Regions from separate parts of the Homo sapiens genome. Here region 1 is linked to region 2. A link is a loop called in an ENCODE intact Hi-C map of the cell type or tissue named here. Cell type or tissue: K562. All regions are shown on one strand. Links, peaks and the distances in the headings refer to the core of each region. The heading gives the core; the rest is flanking DNA.

What was found. Peaks named below come from ENCODE experiments on the same cell type or tissue, not always from the same donor. Only the 100,000 strongest peaks of a DNase experiment are listed, where the experiment ranks them.
Region 1: it touches region 2 in a loop (7-fold over the local background); 3 of 110 quality-filtered maps call a loop at or near these places.

Annotation. Positions count from the first base shown.
Region 1 is chr20:57,102,691-57,111,014 of GRCh38, forward strand. No RefSeq gene overlaps it. Among named protein-coding and RNA genes, the nearest start is that of BMP7-AS1, 110 kb to the right of the region's middle. In K562, for the core only: no CTCF peak of the experiment used is centred there; a DNase peak (open chromatin) is centred at 3,821; H3K4me3 peaks cover 996 bases; H3K27me3 peaks cover 1,352 bases.
Region 2 is chr20:57,522,082-57,530,405 of GRCh38, forward strand. CTCFL (CCCTC-binding factor like) reads right to left here and starts at 3,059. Exons shown (of 11, transcript NM_001386993.1): 1 at 2,947-3,059; 2 at 1,582-2,135; 3 at 987-1,197. The coding sequence starts at 2,124. It overlaps LOC124904940 (a long non-coding RNA gene), which reads left to right and starts at 6,562. Exons shown (of 2, transcript XR_007067673.1): 1 at 6,562-7,386; 2 at 7,573-7,819. RefSeq lists an enhancer at 1,250-2,188. In K562, for the core only: CTCF peaks have their summits at 3,442 (motif pointing right), 4,160 (motif pointing right) and 4,628 (motif pointing right); DNase peaks (open chromatin) are centred at 3,000, 3,610, 4,220, 4,570 and 2 weaker places; H3K4me3 peaks cover 2,906 bases.

The DNA.
Region 1 (8,324 bases), core at 309-8,308, 420 kb before region 2:
CAAAAATGGAAGGGGCCACGGAGCCAGGAATGAGGTGGCCACCAGGAGCTGAGAGTGACCTTGACGGCCAGTAAGACCCAAGCTCTACCCCCCAGGGATGGCATTCTGCCCGATCGCATGAGCTTGGAAGACCACCCAGAGCCCCAGAGGAGCACGCAGGCTGCCAACACCTTGACTTCAGCCTGGCGAGACCTGGGGCAGGGAACCTAGTCGCACTGTGTGAAACCCCTGACCTCCAGAGCTGATGGGTAGCAAAAGGAGGTTTTAAGTCACAAAGTTTATGGCGATTTGTTACACAGCACTGAAAATGAATACAAAAGTGTGTCTGTTGAGCGTGGGGAGAACCTCTTGGAAGACCCAGCTCCTCCTTTGTCCTTGGGTCCCATTTTCCAGAAACCCCCTCGCTCAGCACACCTGGAGATCCTCCCCCAGCCCCCTGCCTCTATTCCTGGCGGCTGCTCTAATTCCTCTATTATTCCCTTAAATACCTGCTCCACTAATGCGCCTTGTGACAGAGAGGTCTACTTGCAAGGGGTGAAAAAAAAATGAACTTAAGCTCTCAAATGCAGGCTCCTAGTCAGAGCTGAAAACACTGGGCCGAGTGGGCACAAAGAATGCCAGCTCTTGCCAACGTTGTTGAATGAGGTTTTTTAGTCTCGAACAAAGCTCTCCCTTTGAGGATTAACTGCCAACAGGGAGCTCTTTGTTTTGAGTAGAATTTAAGATTATTGCTGGGATAGAAACGGGGAGAAAGGTGACACCATCAAGATCGCACCGTGCAAATCCAGGATTATAGAAAACATCATTTTTTAAAAACTTGTTGGCAAATATGGACACAGATTGTGCTGACACTCCAAAACGTCCACTTGATTTGTGACCAAGTCCTCGGTCTCATGTTTCCAAGGCAGGTGATGCCTTCAAAGATATACATGGATAGCCATGCACAGTGGCTCACACCTGTAATCCCAGCAATTTGGGAGGCCAAGACAGTTGGATCACCTGAGGTCAGGAGCTCAAGACCAGCCTGACCAATATGGTGAAACCCCATCTCTACTAAAATACACACACACACACACACACACACACACGCACAAATTAGCCGGGTGTGGTGGTGTGCCCCTGTAATCCTAGCTACTCATGAGGCTGAGACGGGAGAATCGCTTGAACCCACGAGGCGGAGGTTGCAGTGAACCGAGATTGCGCCACTGCCCTCCAGCCTGGGTGACAGAGCGAGGCACCATATAAAAAAAAAAATATATATATATATATATATGCATCCAGTATGTAGATCCTGGCACACAGAAAGGCCTATTCTCACTTGTTAGCTTTTTGTGTTGTTAGAAAAAAGGAAAACAAATCCTCAAGATACAGCCCGTGTGTTATTCCCGAGGTAGAAAACCCTGGCAGTAGGCGGAAGTGTGGGTGACTACAAGGCAGGGCTGAACGCGTCCTTCCAGAAGTCTAAGTCCTGGCCTGGTGTCCATGATCGCTGACAACATGCCCCCCGCACCTTCCGTCCCCGAGCAGAGCTTGCTGGGGGGAAGACCCTGCCTTGTTGCTCCCATTCCAACAGGTCTGCTACTCTGTCTCTCTCTCTGAGTAAACTCCAGGTCCCATTCTTGGGCCACGGTCCTCACCACCTGGCTTTCCTGCTGTGTCTCCATCTCGCCTACCCGCTCCCTCCACCCCAGCCGTGCCTGGAACACACTGGGCATGTTCTTGCCCCAGTACCTTGGCACAGTCATTCCTTTCACCCGGGATTCTGCTCCTCCAAATATCCACCTGGCTGACTCCATTTCTTCCAACTCATGCTCAAGAATCAAGAATGTCGTCTCCTCAGAGGGCTCCCTGCCGCCCTCATCTCTTCTCTGTGTACAGCTACATCTCACAGGCTTAATTCTCGATTCTCTTCTCCTCTTGGGAGTGGAGGCTCCACACTTTGATTCACATTCATCCTGGTCTCCTCGGAGCATTCAGGCCAGTGGAGAGATTATGACAACACGGGGTGCACCTGGCCACGGTCCCTGCCCTCCTGGGACTCCCACTTGGGGACAAGTCCTGGACACTAGGCTGGGAGAGAGGGTGGGAGGATCAGCAGGGGGGACGTGGGGCTGGCCTGATCCCCCTCCTCCAGCCTGCACTTGCCAAGAGGCCCCAGGCCGGGTTCCAAGCAGCCCCGTGGCTGAGCTCCTTCCTGGTAATGATTTTAGGGCCACTCAACTTGTCAGCTCTGCCTTTCGAAGCTCCTAGGCATGGGCTCTGAGCCGCGGTCACTCCTCGGTGATCTCAGCTCAGGGAAGGGAGTCACGACACACTTAATTCAAAACAGCTGAAAACCAACAGTGGGAAGAGGACTCTGGTGACAATGGCTGGTGCTAAGGACTTGACTCGGTCTGCAGCCAGGCCAAGCGCTTGACACCTGCTCTCTCTTCTTCTCTAAAGGGATTTTTTATCTTAATGAGTTTTCACTGTATGTGAAGCTTTTCTCCTTTGACTTGCAACATAAGCCTAACCACTAATGGAAAGAGAAGACACTCTTTAATTTTTTTTATGAAACTGAGCATCATTGACTGAGGTAGAATGTATGTATAGTCAAGGTGCAGTTCTGTGAGTTTTGACAAACCTCCACAGTCACAAAATCATCTTCCACAATCAAGATGCAAAGAGTTCCACCGCATCAAATTCCCTCAATTTCATGCTGTCTTATTTAATCCTCACAGGAACCCTAAGGAGCTACTGAACTGTTAAGGACAGAGAGGGCAGGATTTTGTCCTCATGGACACCCCGACTTCCCACTGCCCGGCACAGTGTCTGGCGTATAGTAGTTACTCACTACATGTTTGTCAAATGACTGAATGAATGATACTGATATTATTGTTATGAGCAGTTTACAGATGAGGAAACTGAGGTTAGAGAGCATAAATACTGTAACTAATAAGATATGTGTCAAGGATGCAATGGCAAGTCTGTTGTTTGTATCTGCAGCCCCCTGCCACAATCAGGGGCTCTCAGATCCAGAATTCCTTACGTAGGATGCCAAAGGCCTGGGTCGAGATCTCTGTGCAGCCTCGTGGGAAGCCAGCCTAAAACCTGGAAACCTTAACCTCCGTCTCCTGTTGCTTCTCAGGTTCAGGGACATTTATGTAGAGGATGCTTGGGGAGTGGGGGTGGGAAATGGGGCAGATTGACCTTCCTGACCACGGGGTGGGAGAAGGAGTCCTAAACTGGAACTCCACCCTCAGGTCCAGTCCCGACTATGGAGTGACTTGCTGTGTGACCTCAGACAAGTACCATGGCCTTTCTGGGTTCTAGTTTCTCCAACTACAAAATGAAAGAGGGGCTCCCACCTAAAGGGGTGAAAGCATCCTAATGGCTCTGCTCTTACGGTTCTGTATCGGTCAGGACTTTCTTGGTTGCAAGTGATGGAAAATCCCACCCATGCTGGCTTAGGGAAGGACAAGGGAGGATTTTTCTGGCTAACCAAGGAGTTTTTGGGGAGTGTTCTGATTCAGGTATGGCTCGATCCAGGTGCTCTGACAAAGAGTCAGTCTCTGTCTCTGCCTCTATCTGTCTATCGGTCAGTCTGTCCCTCTCCCTCTCTCTCTGTTGTTTTTCCTCCACTCTGGGCTCTGCTTTCCTGTGTATTGGCTCCATTCTCACGCAAGCTATCCCTATGGGATGGCGGATCGTTTCCAGCAAGCCAGGCTTTCATCGTGTCTTCCCTGAGCCCCCGGCAACAACAGCAACTCCCTTCGCCCCAGAGTTCAGGCAAAAGGTCCACATTGGCTCTGATTGGACAAACATGGGTCACATGCTCATCCTGGACCAATCACTGTGGCCAAAGAAGCAGCGTCCCCTGGTTAGCTAAGCCGGTGTCACAGAACCACATCTGGCTATGAGGGTGTGGGTGATAAGAGCCACATCATGAAACTGGAGGAAGAGCAGTTTTCCAGAAAAAAAAACCTGGAATCATTTCCAGAATAAGGGAATAGATGCTGGGCAGGGAAACATTTTAAAAAATCCATTACAGAGTCTGAATTACACCTGGTCCAACTGAGACCAAGGAGATTTACCTCCATTCATTGTTTCTCTGGTGGGTCCAGAGAATCCCTCTTGGGTCTTAGGGGTCCCCCAGCTCCAAAACCAGCCAGGCATTGCCTGCACTGTCACTGCACACCCGGGATCAGTTCACTTCCTCTCTCTTCCTCCATGTTCTGATCTGAAAGACGATCTTCCCGTATTTCCCCCACAGCTCAGGGAGGAAGTCCATGTTTACTTCCTCAAAGGTGGCTGAGGGATGAGGCTCTTCTTGCTGGCCCCTGAGGTCACACCAGCCCTCAGAAGAAACTGAGAAACTCCTAGTAATTTTCGCTAAAGAAGATGGTTCAAGGGTTGTGTGTGTTTCCTCTGCCTGCTGTAATAAATTACTACAAACTAAGTGGCTTAAAGCAACACACGTCTATTCTTTGACAATCCAAACCCCAAAATGGGTCTCACTGGGTGACTAGCATGGTGCCAGCGTGGCTGTGTGCCTTCTGGAGGCTCTGAGGGGAATCCGTTTCCCTGTCTTTTCCAGCTTCTAGAGGCCCCTGCACTCCTCAGCCCACGGCCCCTTCCTCCACCTTCAAAGTTAGTAGCACAGCATCTTGCAGTCTTTCTCACACCTCTGTTCCCTGCTTATAAGGACTCTTGTGATTACACTGGGCCCTGCCAGGTCATCTGGGATAACCTCGTCACGTCAAGAGCGATCTAACTCGATCCCATCGGCAAAGCCCCTTCTGCTGTGTAAGAGGACACATGCGCAGGTCCTGCGACGTGGACGTCTCTGGAGCCGTTATTCTGTTGACCACAAAAGTCATTCCACTCATTCCCCTGCTGCCTGGTCCTCCACCCAGACTGGACCAGTGAAAATTTACTTTGTCTTGTAGAACGGCCTTACGGTGGATTAGGATGGAGTAGAAATTCTCCACATTCACACAAGCACACACAAACACAAACACAAACACGGAGGCTTCTCACCTCCTCTAGATTGCCAGCAGTGCATGGCACACACACAAATTCATTCTTTCATTCAGCAACTATTTATGAAGCACCTACTATGTGCTTGACACTGCACTGGGGCTGCCATGGAGATGAAGACAGGGTCACACTCAGGGAGCTTACAGCCCAGTGCAGGACAGAAACATCAAACCAAATAAATACGTCCAGATCTGTGAAAGAAATGAGAAGAAACAAACAAAAAACTTCACAAATGAGTACTAATTTATTCATCAATCTACTCAGCCAATACTTATTAAAGGCCTACTATGTCCCAGCCATGTGGCGGTACTAGTGAATGGGGCAGAGCCAGCCCGCGTCCTCGTCCTCATGGAGTGTACACGCTAATGTGCAAAACAACAATTAAACATGTGACAGCAGTGGAGATCGGCTAGGAAGAGGGAGCACCCAGAATGGGGGTGTTGACAAAGGGAAGCAGTGAGTTGCGTATCTGTTATCCCTAGCTGAGTAACAAGCCACCCCCCAGCCACCATGGCATTTCTCACGAGTGTATAGGTCAACTGGAAGGTTCTGCTGATCAAGGCTGGTTGGCACTGATCAAGGCTGGGCTTGAACTTGTGTCTGCAGTCAGCTGGAGGATCAGTTGGGGTTGGCAAGTCTAAAACGGCATGGCTTATATGCATAGTGGTGGCTGGCTGTCAGCCCATTGGCTGGGCCCTGTGCCTCTCATCTTCCAGCAGGCTAGCTGGGTTTTGCTTACCCAGCAGAGGTGGAGCCCAAGAGATAACAGCAGAAATGTGTACGGCATCTCCTGGCCCAGGGTTGCAACTGGGACAGCCTCTCTTCCACCACATGACATTGTCCAAAGCAAGTCACAAGGCCAGCCCAGGTCCCAGGAGGGCAGGATGGACCCCACCTGTCGATGAGTGCAACAGCATAGTCACACTACCAACAGTAAGGTCAGAGGGAGTGGTGGGGCACGTGGCTGTTTAAAAACTCTACCACTAGGAAGATGACAGCAGAAAGCTGCCCAGGTATTTTTTTTTTTCTCTCTCTCTCTGCACCTGCACCACTCACATTCCACATCTGACCATTGGGAAATTCTTCCTCTGACACCTCCCTGCCTCTGCCTCCTTCTTCATCCTGCTCTGATTTCAGCCTAGGACACCTTTGCTGGGTAAATCTGCCACCGTGGAGCTGAGAAAAGACCCACGAGGCCCCCGGCAGGCCATCCCCAGCACTGAAGGTTCCTGGCGCCTGATGCCAGCACGCTGGACCTCAAGGGGGCCACAGGACTTCTCAGCTCAGCTCTTGATTTTTCAACCACCAAGTCATAAAAGCTTCCACGGAAATGGCCAGGAAAGCCCCTGTAGCCCTTTTGTAGTGCTGGTTTCTGGGTTGGCCTGACCAGCAAGGATCTTTCCAGATCTGCAGTAAAATCTGACCTTCGATTCAACCCGGCTTAATGAGTACGTACGGCTCACAAAGGCCCGGCACAGTCCCCAGAGCTGCTTTGGGGTGAGGCCTCCAGCCACGGGGCCAGCCCTTCCCTGTGATCTCAGTGCCCCCTCCCAGTCCCCACAGAGCCAGCAGTGGCAGCTGCGGGGCTGCAGTTTGGGAAACGAACTGAGGCAAGAGGAGGAAACACTGAGAGCTGGAGCAAACCCAGCTGCTGGGAAGTCCCCGCAGGGCCAGCCAGACCTCCAGAAGGCCTGGAGGGTCCCAGCCTCTTTGCTTGCACAATGTAATGAGGCCGTTACCAGGGTGGACCTAGCATCAGACTGCCTGAGTTCAAAGTCCTGCCCTGCCGCTCACCAGCTTGTGATCTGAACACGAGGCTCACCCTCTCTGAATGCATATTAGCCATCCTCAAGGTGGGGTTAAGAGCATCCACCGCCCAGGCTCACTGTATGGACGAAAGAAGAGCCACGAGGAAAGCTCAATAAATATTAGCTCTAATTGTTATTGCAGGCTTGGAGCACACCTCACTAATTTGGAAGGCCCAGCGCAGAGGAACCACGCCCAGCCCAGCAATGAGAAAGCTTGTGTTCTAGTTCCAGTTCTGGTACTGAGACACTCTGTAGACACACCCTGGAAAAAAGGACTCATCCCCCCGTATCAAGAAGGAGAGAGGCCTGGGGGGTGGCGCTTAGTCTCATGCAAACAGCACCCCCAATCGCCCACCAAGGGCCAGGCCCTGGGCTGGACCCATCGTCTGCATCATCACCGCAACCCTCCCCCATTTCACAGGAGATTAGGAGATGGGGCCCAGCCAGGAGTCACCCCCGGCCTTGACCCCAGCCCCAAGCTCTCCATGTTCGTAGTTGTGTCGCCAGGCTCTGAGCACTTAGGCTACAAACGGAGCACAGACTCTGAGGGCTGGGGTCGCTGCTGCTCCTGCAAACAGCCCATGCTCCCAGTCTAGAAAAATCCTCCAGAAGATGACAGTTCCAGTTGATGGGACTGACAAGCCCCCCACAGGAAGGCAGTCTCCAGCTGACCACTGTTCCGTGAGGCTGTCTGAGCAGGCTTCGCTATGCACGCATAATAGCGACAGCGCAAACAGCAGCAGCAGCAGCAGCCTCAGCTGGCTCGGCGGGGCTTGGCTCAGCGTGTGCGGGGTGCTGAGCTAAGTCTTCCCAAACGGCGTGTGCGGGGTGCTGCGCTGTCTTCCAGATCCGCTTGTGCAGGGCGCTGTGCTGTCTTCTGGTTCGGCGTGTGCGGGGCGCTGTGCTAAGTCTTCCGGCTGGGCGTGTGCGGGGCGCTGTGCTAAGTCTTCCGGCTGGGCGTGTGCGGGGCGCTGTGCTAAGTCTTCCGGCTGGGCGTGTGCGGGGCGCTGTGCTGTCTTCCGGTTCGGCGTGTGCGGGGCGCTGTGCTAAGTCTTCCGGCTGGGCGTGTGCGGGGTGCTGTGCTAAGTCTTCCGGCTGGGCGTGTGCGGGGCGCTGTGCTGTCTTCCGGTTCGGCGTGTGCGGGGCGTTATGCTAAGTCTTCCGGCTGGGCGTGTGCGGGGCGCTGTGCTGTCTTCCGGTTCGGCGTGTGCGGGGCGCTGTGCTAAGTCTTCCGGCTGCATTCGCACTCTTTCCCTCCGACTCAACCATGGCAGTGAGGCACTGTTTTGTTTTGCTTTGCTTCTCAATTTTCCTGTGGTAAAATACACCTAATATTCACCATCTTAACCGTTTTTAAGTGTACAGTTCAGTGGCATTAAGTACCTTCATAATATTATACAACCATCACCATCTCCAGAACCCTTTCATTTTCCCAAACTGAAACTCTGTCCCTGTTAAACACTAACTCCCCACTTCCCTGCTCCCCCACACCTAGTG
Region 2 (8,324 bases), core at 280-8,279:
GATTTAAACATATGAGAAACTACTATGTACCAAAAGGCTGCAAACTCAACCACCTATGGAAGGCAGAGGCAAGAAACCTAAGTGAAGGGCCCTGACCACATGTAAGAATGGGGTGGTGGTGGCAGTGTTTGGTTGGCATTCTCCTTTTCTAAACTGAGTCACCTTCCAATCCCAGGCACCTGATGCCAGGAGGAAGGAAAACTGTGCCAAGTGTTGCCAGATATAATTTAAAAGAGCTAGAAATTGAAATTTTGGGGGTGAAATATGTTGATTTAAATAAGTGAGAAACTAATATTTTTAAAAAATAAGCCAAACAAATTATTTTCATAGGACAAATTCATCCTGTGGGCTGCTGGAATGAAATCTCAGTTTAATATGGCTTTAATATTGCTTCAGGGTCTTCCTAATCTGGACCCATCCACCTCTCTGAGCACCCACCCAGCTCTACAGACACAGTAGAGCTCTCCACCCTCAGATACAAAGTAAATACTTCCAGAGCTACACGCCCAGACCACTTCCTAGTACTTGGAATCCTGATCCCCATCTTAGTGGCTTCTTTGTCCTGGACTCACCTAAATATCACCTCCCTTAGAAGGCACCCTCTACGGCTTCCTGAAGGAGGAATCACTCCTTCTCTTGGCCCTGAAGCACACGAGGCCTCACCACCTGTCCTGTAATGACTTGTCCCCCATATCCCTCTGGGGCTGCAAACTAGGCAGCAGAGACCAGGGCTTGGTCTTCTATGCTTACGTGCACAAGGCTTTGTGGGAACATTTTTACTGTGCTTTCAAAACGTTTGTGTGTAAAGTGCAAAACCCTTCTGGATTTGATTCACAATACAGAACATTAGTTTAAAATTTCTCCCATTTCCTGACATTTTGAAAGTAAAAGTCAACCACTTAAAACTTCAATTACCATCACCTGCCCATAAAGAAAAACAGCAGCCCAGTTTTAGGGAGTGTATTCTATGAGATGAACTGGCCTACCCTTTGTCTTTCTTTGATTTTTTGTAGATTTGGCCTTTTCAGCATCTGCTTGACCAGCTGTAGGTTGATCCTCTTGTTCTTCCACATTTGAATTTGAAACTGTGAGAACAATTTCGTCACTTCTTTCATCTCCTGACATTGTTTCCACAAAAAAGAGCTGCTCCTTTGTTCTTTCAGCCAATAACTGGTTCTTCTCCTGCTCTTCCTCGAGCTAATAAACAACAAATATTCAAATATGATACTATTGATTTCAGTATAATTAGACTTTTGCCTGGATGAAGCACAGAATACAAAAAGAAAAGCCAAAGTGGAAGATTATGCATCACAATGTTAATTATTTCGCATCAGGGTTGTGGCAGTGAAACTTAACACTTTTTTTTAAAACATAATGCGCCTTACACTATTCCAATTAGCACCACTTTTAAAACTCTTTTTTAAAAAAGAACCTAAGAACTCTCAAGATTTTCCTGGGAAGTATTTGTACTGTCTTTAATTTGCAACTGCAAAATACCTTGTCCAGACATAATATTGCATAAAAGCCGACTTGAATTTTTTCTTTTTCATGTAAGGGGTTGTTTATTAAAACCAGCTGTACCTTGATCAGTCCAGTAGTTTCAGCCAGGCTCACCGCTAACTTACTGTCTTCACTGGCCACCATCACATTCTCCTCTAGAGCGTGGAACTGCAACACCTCCATCTCTTGCGGGGAGTACAGCTCTTGCTGGATACTAATGGCCACACACTGCTGCAGGCTCTGCCGGGGCCCTTCCTCAAGCCACAGCAACCCAGGGCCAGGCTGTTGCACCACCACCTGCACCCCTTCTTGCTGCTGTATGCTCAGCAAGCTCATATCCTGCAACTCCACAGCTTCAGAAGTGAAGTGCACCGTCTGCAGGGTCAGGATGTACTTCTCGCTCTCCTCCGAGGGGGCCAGCACCAGCTCCACTTCTTCCTCCAGGACGCTGTCCTGGAAGGCCCCAGAGGTACGCTCGGCCTCCAACTCACTAGGGCTCCGATGGTCTTTCTCTCTGCACACTCCGTCTTTTTCCTCCTCCTTCAGGCCTTTTTCCGGCATCAACTCGAGTTCTTTGATCTTGGTGAATTGCTCAGAAAGGACAGAGATCTCAGTGGCTGCCATAATGACTTGGCCTGTTTGAAAAATAAGCAAGCGGTTTCCATAGGGGGGAGAAGGGGGTGGTATGAGGAGGGATGCGGGGGGTGCTGGAACCTAGCAGGCTTTGGAGTTGAAACAAGGTCTGGCCTCAAAAGGTTTTGGACTTAGTAGGGTCAGAACAATGCTGATCTGGCTTGGGTCTAGGAGGGGGTCAAGGCTAAGCAGGATTTAGGCTAAAGCAGGATTTTGTACAAAACCCTAGAACGAACAGGTTTGGGCCTCAGCAGGCTTAGGGCCAGCACACATCCTGCGCCTGGCAAGGTTCCGCCTGAGCACACTCTGGCCCAGTGCATATCCTGGGCCTAGCAAGGTTAGGCCTGAGCCGGTTCAGTCAGTGAACATCCTGGGCCTAGTAAGGTTTGGGCCCAGCAGGCTCTCGGCCAGTGCATATCCTGGGCCTAGCAAGTTTCAGGTCCAAGCAGGCCCCGGGCCAGTGCACACCCGGCGCCCAGCGAGGTTCGGGCCCGAGCAGGCATTCCCCTCGTGCACGGTTCTAGACCTAGCACCCTCAGAGCCAGGCAGGCTTTGGGCCTAGTGGCCTCGAGCCCACCCAGACTTGGCCAAGCAGCCCTCGGCCAGACCAAGCACACTCCCTCGGAGGCCTGGCAGGGCCCCTGCTTTACCCTGCCCCCCACGCCCCGCCCCGACCCGACCCTCCCAGGCAGCCCCTCAGCGTCTGCCGCCCGCCCTTGGGCCTTTCCGGCCAGCCCCTCCCTCCGCCCACGCCCAGAACAGCCCATGCTCTTGGAGGAGAGCAGGTGGGCTTGACCGGGACTGGCCCCTCACCGCGGAAGGCGTGGCCGGAATGCTCGGCCCACTCCGTCTTTGGCTTGTGGGCTCTGCCTCGTGCACCGCGTGCTGCAGCCCACAGCCGGCCGCCGCCGGGCTGGCGCGAGAGTGGAGGGTGGCAGTGCGCAGGCGCGGAGCGGAAAAGAGGGGGCGTGAAGGGGGCGGAGCCAGGCAGGGTTGGGGGAGGGGGTGATGTACTGTGGGGGCAGGGGGGAAGGGGAGTAGGGAGGGGGAGGGGGAGCACGGATGAGGAGGACCCCAGAGGGGGCACTGGTGGACCTGGGGGGGTGGATGAGGAGGGGAGGAGGGTCCCATACAGGGCACTGGGAGACCTGGGGTGGGGGTGGATAAGGAGAGGAGGAGAGCCTGCAGGGCACTGGAAGACTGGGTAGTGGGGGAGCGCCTAAGGAGGGGAGGAGGGTCCTGCAGGGGCACGGAAATACCTTGGGGTTGAAGTGGATGAGGAAGGGAGGAGGGCCCCGCAGGGGGCGCTGGGAGACCCGGGGGGGAAGTAAGGAGGGCACGAGGGCCTGCAGGGGGCCTGGGAGATCTGAGGGGGAATGGATAAGGAGGGGAGGAGGGCCCACAGGAGGCACTGAGATACTGGGGGGAGGGGTGGAATGAGGGGGGGAGGGGTGGAATGAGGCGGGGAGGATAGCCCTGCAGGGGGGCTGGGAGACCTGAGGGGGGTGGTGGGTAATGGATAAGGAGGGGAGGGGGGCCTGCAGGGGGCCTGTGACACCTAGGGGAGGGGAATGGATAAGGAGGGTAGGAGGGCCAACAGGAGGCACTGAGATACCAGGGGGAGGGGTGGAATGAGGAGGGGAGAGCCCTGCAGGGGGGCGGGGAGACCTGAGGTGAGGGTAATGGATAAGGAGGGGAGGAGGGTCTGCAGGGGTTCTTGGGAGACCTGGGGGATGAATAGGAGAGGACAAGGGGAGGAGGGTCTGCAGGGGGCCCTGGGAGCCCTGCGGGGGGCGAGGGGTGGGGGAATGGATAAGGAGGGGAGGAGGGCCTGCAAGGGGTGCTGGGAGACTTGGGGGAGGGGAATGGATAAGGAGGGGAGGAGGGCCTGCAAGGGGTGCTGGGAGACCTGGGGGAGGGGAATGGATAAGGAGAGGAGGAGGGCCCGCAGGAGGCACTGAGAGACTGGGGGGAGGGGTGGAATGAGGAGGGGAGGAGAGCCCTGCAGGGGGCGCTGGGATACCTTGTGGGGGAATGGATAAGGAGGGGAGGGGGTCCTGCAGGGGGCGCTGGGAGACCTAGGGGAGGGGAATGGATAAGGGTGGGAGGAGGGCCCGCAGGAGGCACTGAGATACTGGGGGGAGGGGTGGAATGAGGAGGGGAGGAGAGCCCTGTAGGGGGCGCTGGGAGACCTTGGGGGGAATGGATAAGGAGGGGAAGAGGGCCCTCAGGGGGCGCTGGGAGACCTGGGGGGGAAATGGATAAGGAGGGGAGGATGGCCGCAAGGGGCACTGGGAGACGCTGGCGGGGAATGGATAAGGAGTGGAGGGGGGCCTGCAAGGGGCGCTGGGAGACCTGGAGGGGAAAGGATAAGGAGGGAGGAGGGCCTGGAGAGGGCGCTGGGAGACTTGGGCGGGGGTGGAGGGAATGGATAAGGAGGGGAGAAGGGCCTGCAGGGGGCACTGAGACCTGGTGGGGAATGGATAAGGAGGGAGGAGGGCCTGCAGGGGGCGCTGGGGAACCTGGGGGGCTTGGATAAGAAGGGGAGGAGGGCCTGCAGGGGGCGCTGGGAGACCTAGGCGGGGCAGGGGTGGGGAATGGGTAAGGAGGGAAGAAGGGCCTTGCAGGGGGCGCTGGGAGACCTGGGGTCGGGGGGAGGATAAGGAGGGGCAATGGGAGAGGATGGGGAATGGGGTGCTTAGAGACTTGGGTGGGAAATGGACGCAGCAGGGACTGGGCGGGGAGAGACCTTACAAGGGTTCCAGGAGATGGGTTGGGGTGGGCTGGACAGGGCAGAGTGGAGGGTGAGGAGGGCCCTCTGTGAGCCACAGAGACCTGAGCAGGAGCTAGGTGGGGGCTGGGAATGTGCAGGAAAGGAGACGTGGAAGGAGGGGGAGATAGGGCGGCAGGGGTGATGGAGATTGACAGGGACCCCAGACATGGGGGTAGGGAAATGGGGATGGAAATAAATGGAAAAAAAGAGGCTTCGTGGTGGGAAAGAGGAGGAACTCCGAGGGCTCCGGGGCACTGAGGTGTGCAGAGTTGCCGGGTCCTGAGTACCCTCGAGGGAGCAGAGGGAGCTCGAGGAACGAGGAAGAGAGGGGACGACGAGGGCAAAGAAGGGAGAACGTAGGCGGGTGTGGAGGAGGATGAGCGTCCGAGGGAGAAGACGGAGGAGTTGAGCAGAGAAAGGGCAGGAATGTGGGGGCTGGAAAGGGTGAGGAGGCAGCCGATGGAGCAGGGGTGCATCGGAGTTCATGGGTACTTCCCAGGAGCTCATTTAAGGCAGGTGGGAGGGCGGGGGACGTGGAGGGGCGGCCACACTGTGAACGGACTGAAGCCCACTTAACTGTTCACTCTAAAGTGGTTCAGTTCGTTACGTGTGTTTTCACTTCAATCAATTGCTTTTAATGGAAATTAATCATATTGATGGTCTCCAGAAGAAGTTGGGTTGATACCTGCAACCAGATTTTAAAAATGCAAATTTGGAGCCAATGAGTGAATGAAATAATTTGTACCTCACTGATTCTTTTAAGGCATAGCTTACAACGTTCCAGAAACTGTTCTATTTGTTTTCACTTTTGTTTCAAAATCTTAATGGCATTTTGTTTGCTGATTGTGAATAAATATTTGTATGCTGCGAAAAGCAAATCCAAAACCAACAGCTCAAAGGAGAAAGTGTGGCAAACAGGAGATTGGAGATTGGACCCCAAAACTCCTGGAGTGACGAAAATTGACCTGGATGAAGAAATGGCTTTCTCTTGGCCTTCTTTTGTTTAAACATATCTTCCAGTCCTGGGGATGGATTTCCCTCCCATCCATAGCCAGAGAACTTTCTGTATCCATCAAAGTGCTTTCTATGTTTGCCCGCTCTCCACAGCTCCCTCTTTGTCATTCGCGAATAGTATATAATCAAATATTGTTTTCATTTTCAATAATATAAAAGATAGAACTAAATTCAGCTTTGAAAGACACCCATGTACCAGTGGGTACTGGTACACTTGCCAGTGACTTTCTTCGCTCCCTAGTTTCTGCGTGGTGTCTGGGGTTTCCGTCACAGTATATGTACTATACAAAGAAAATAAATATTTGAAGGTCACTGGGAAAGTAGTATGCTATAATGACTTACTTTAAATCATTTAAATGAGTTTTTCTGCTTGAGTAATCAGCACCTATTTAGTGCCTCCTTGAGTAATTTTGCGTGATGGCTGTGACATGCTGCTAGGAAGTTTTTCAGAGTTTGTATTATAGAATCATGTTTAGAAAATTTCAAATACCAATTTAAAAGGCATGTTTTAAAAGGAGATATAAAGCCAGTGGGAGGAGGGATAGAGAAAGGGGAAACTGAGTTAAATTTGAAGGGGACAAAGGGGCTTAAAAAGAGAAATAGATGGAAAGGGAGGGATGAGGAGGAGGAGAGAGGGCCAAGCAGGCAGGGGAGGCAGGCCTGCAGTTGCTAAACTTTGCTCCTTCCCCGCGTTCTTGGATAATATTTGTGGGGAGGCACTCCAAGCCAGACCTGCTGGATTTCCTGCTCGTAGGCCTGTGCAGCCCAGGAAACTGTTCAGAAAAGTAGGAGGTAGGATCCTATTTGTACCCTGAGTGTGTGGAGCAGTTTCTACCAGGTAAACCTTCCATCCCTGTTTTTTAGGGGATCAAGATAGACTGCAAGGCAAGATGCTTGCATTTAGTCTCAGATGAAAAGAACAGTGGACTCCCGGGCCCTCATCCTCCTTGTCAAGTCTCAATTCCTCAGATGGGCTTCAGTTCTCTCTTTAACTAATGCTGTGCACCTGTCCAGCCTTTTCATCTACAGAGTTCTGTCTCTGCTCCATCCAGACCCATCTCCTCCTTATCCCCAGGGGCTGTGCTAGAAGTGGATGTAAGGGGCAGAGTGTGTCTTGTTGCTTGCATCCAAAACCTGCTGAGACCCAGGCCCTCCTCGTAGCAAATGCCATTCGGTCTCTTACAGATGCCCAGGTGTGGTGACGGGCCAGCCATGGGTTCCCCCAGTGCCTGCTGTGGAGCTTGGTCACTTGCATCCTCCGGGTAACAATGATATTTATTATGCCTTTTGTACCCGATGTTTGGGGATTTCCATGTGGTGGACAGGTGAGCTTTGCTCTCCCAGCTGCCAACTGGCTGTAGTGCACATGTTTTGCAGGTGGTATTGCTTCGTGGTGGGTCCACACTATGAGCTTATCAGGCAATGTGCTCAAAGGAAAGGAAGGCCTTGCGAAGTATGTGGCACAGGTAGGGGCTATACGCATATTACTGTGTCCCCCCAAATTCATATGTTGAAGTCCCAACCCCCAGTACCTGGGGGTACAAAATGTCACGATATTTAGAGGTAGGACCTTTAAAGAGGTAATTCAGTTTGAACAAAGGCCACGGGGGGCAGTAGGGGTGGGGGAGAACTAAGCCACCTGACTGTGTTAGGGCCTCCAAAGAAGTGATTATTAAAATGATGGCGAGAGGATGGGGTCCCAAGCCTACCTGGCTGAGGTCCTTATAAGAAGAGAAGACACCAGAGAAGGACACACACAGAGGAAAGGCTGCGTGAGAGCAGCAAGAAGATGGTTTTGTGTGAGCCAAGAAGGGGGCCTCGGGAGAACCAAACTTGCCAACACCTTGCTCTTGTACTTCCAGCCTCCAGAACTATGAGAAATAAATGTCTGTTTTCTTAGCCACTCAGTCTGTGGTGTTTTGTTACGGCAGCTCTAGCACACCAGTGCAGGTACACACCAGGAGAGGCTCACACCAGTGCAAGCTCACACCATTGCAGGCTCATATCAGTGCAGGCACACACCAGGACAGGCTCAAACCAATGCAGGCACACACCAATGCAGGCTCACACCAATGCAGGCTTACACCAGTGCAGGCACACACCAGTGCAGGCTCACACCAATGCAGGCTCACACCATGCAAATGGGACCGAGTGTGGGAGGCTGTGCTACTGCATGGTTGCTGAAAGCAAATGTTGGAAAACATATTCCACTTAGCCCTTTGGGCTAAGAATTATCCCCAGCACATGTGCTTGACTGGGTGGGCATGGGGACAGATGAGCTCTAGAGCATTATTTGGAACTGGCATAGATTCAGATAGAGATGGACAAATCAGAAATGTAAAAATATTTTGAAAAAAATTCTATGAGGCAGCAATGGACGAGACAGGCCATTGAGTGCTGTCAT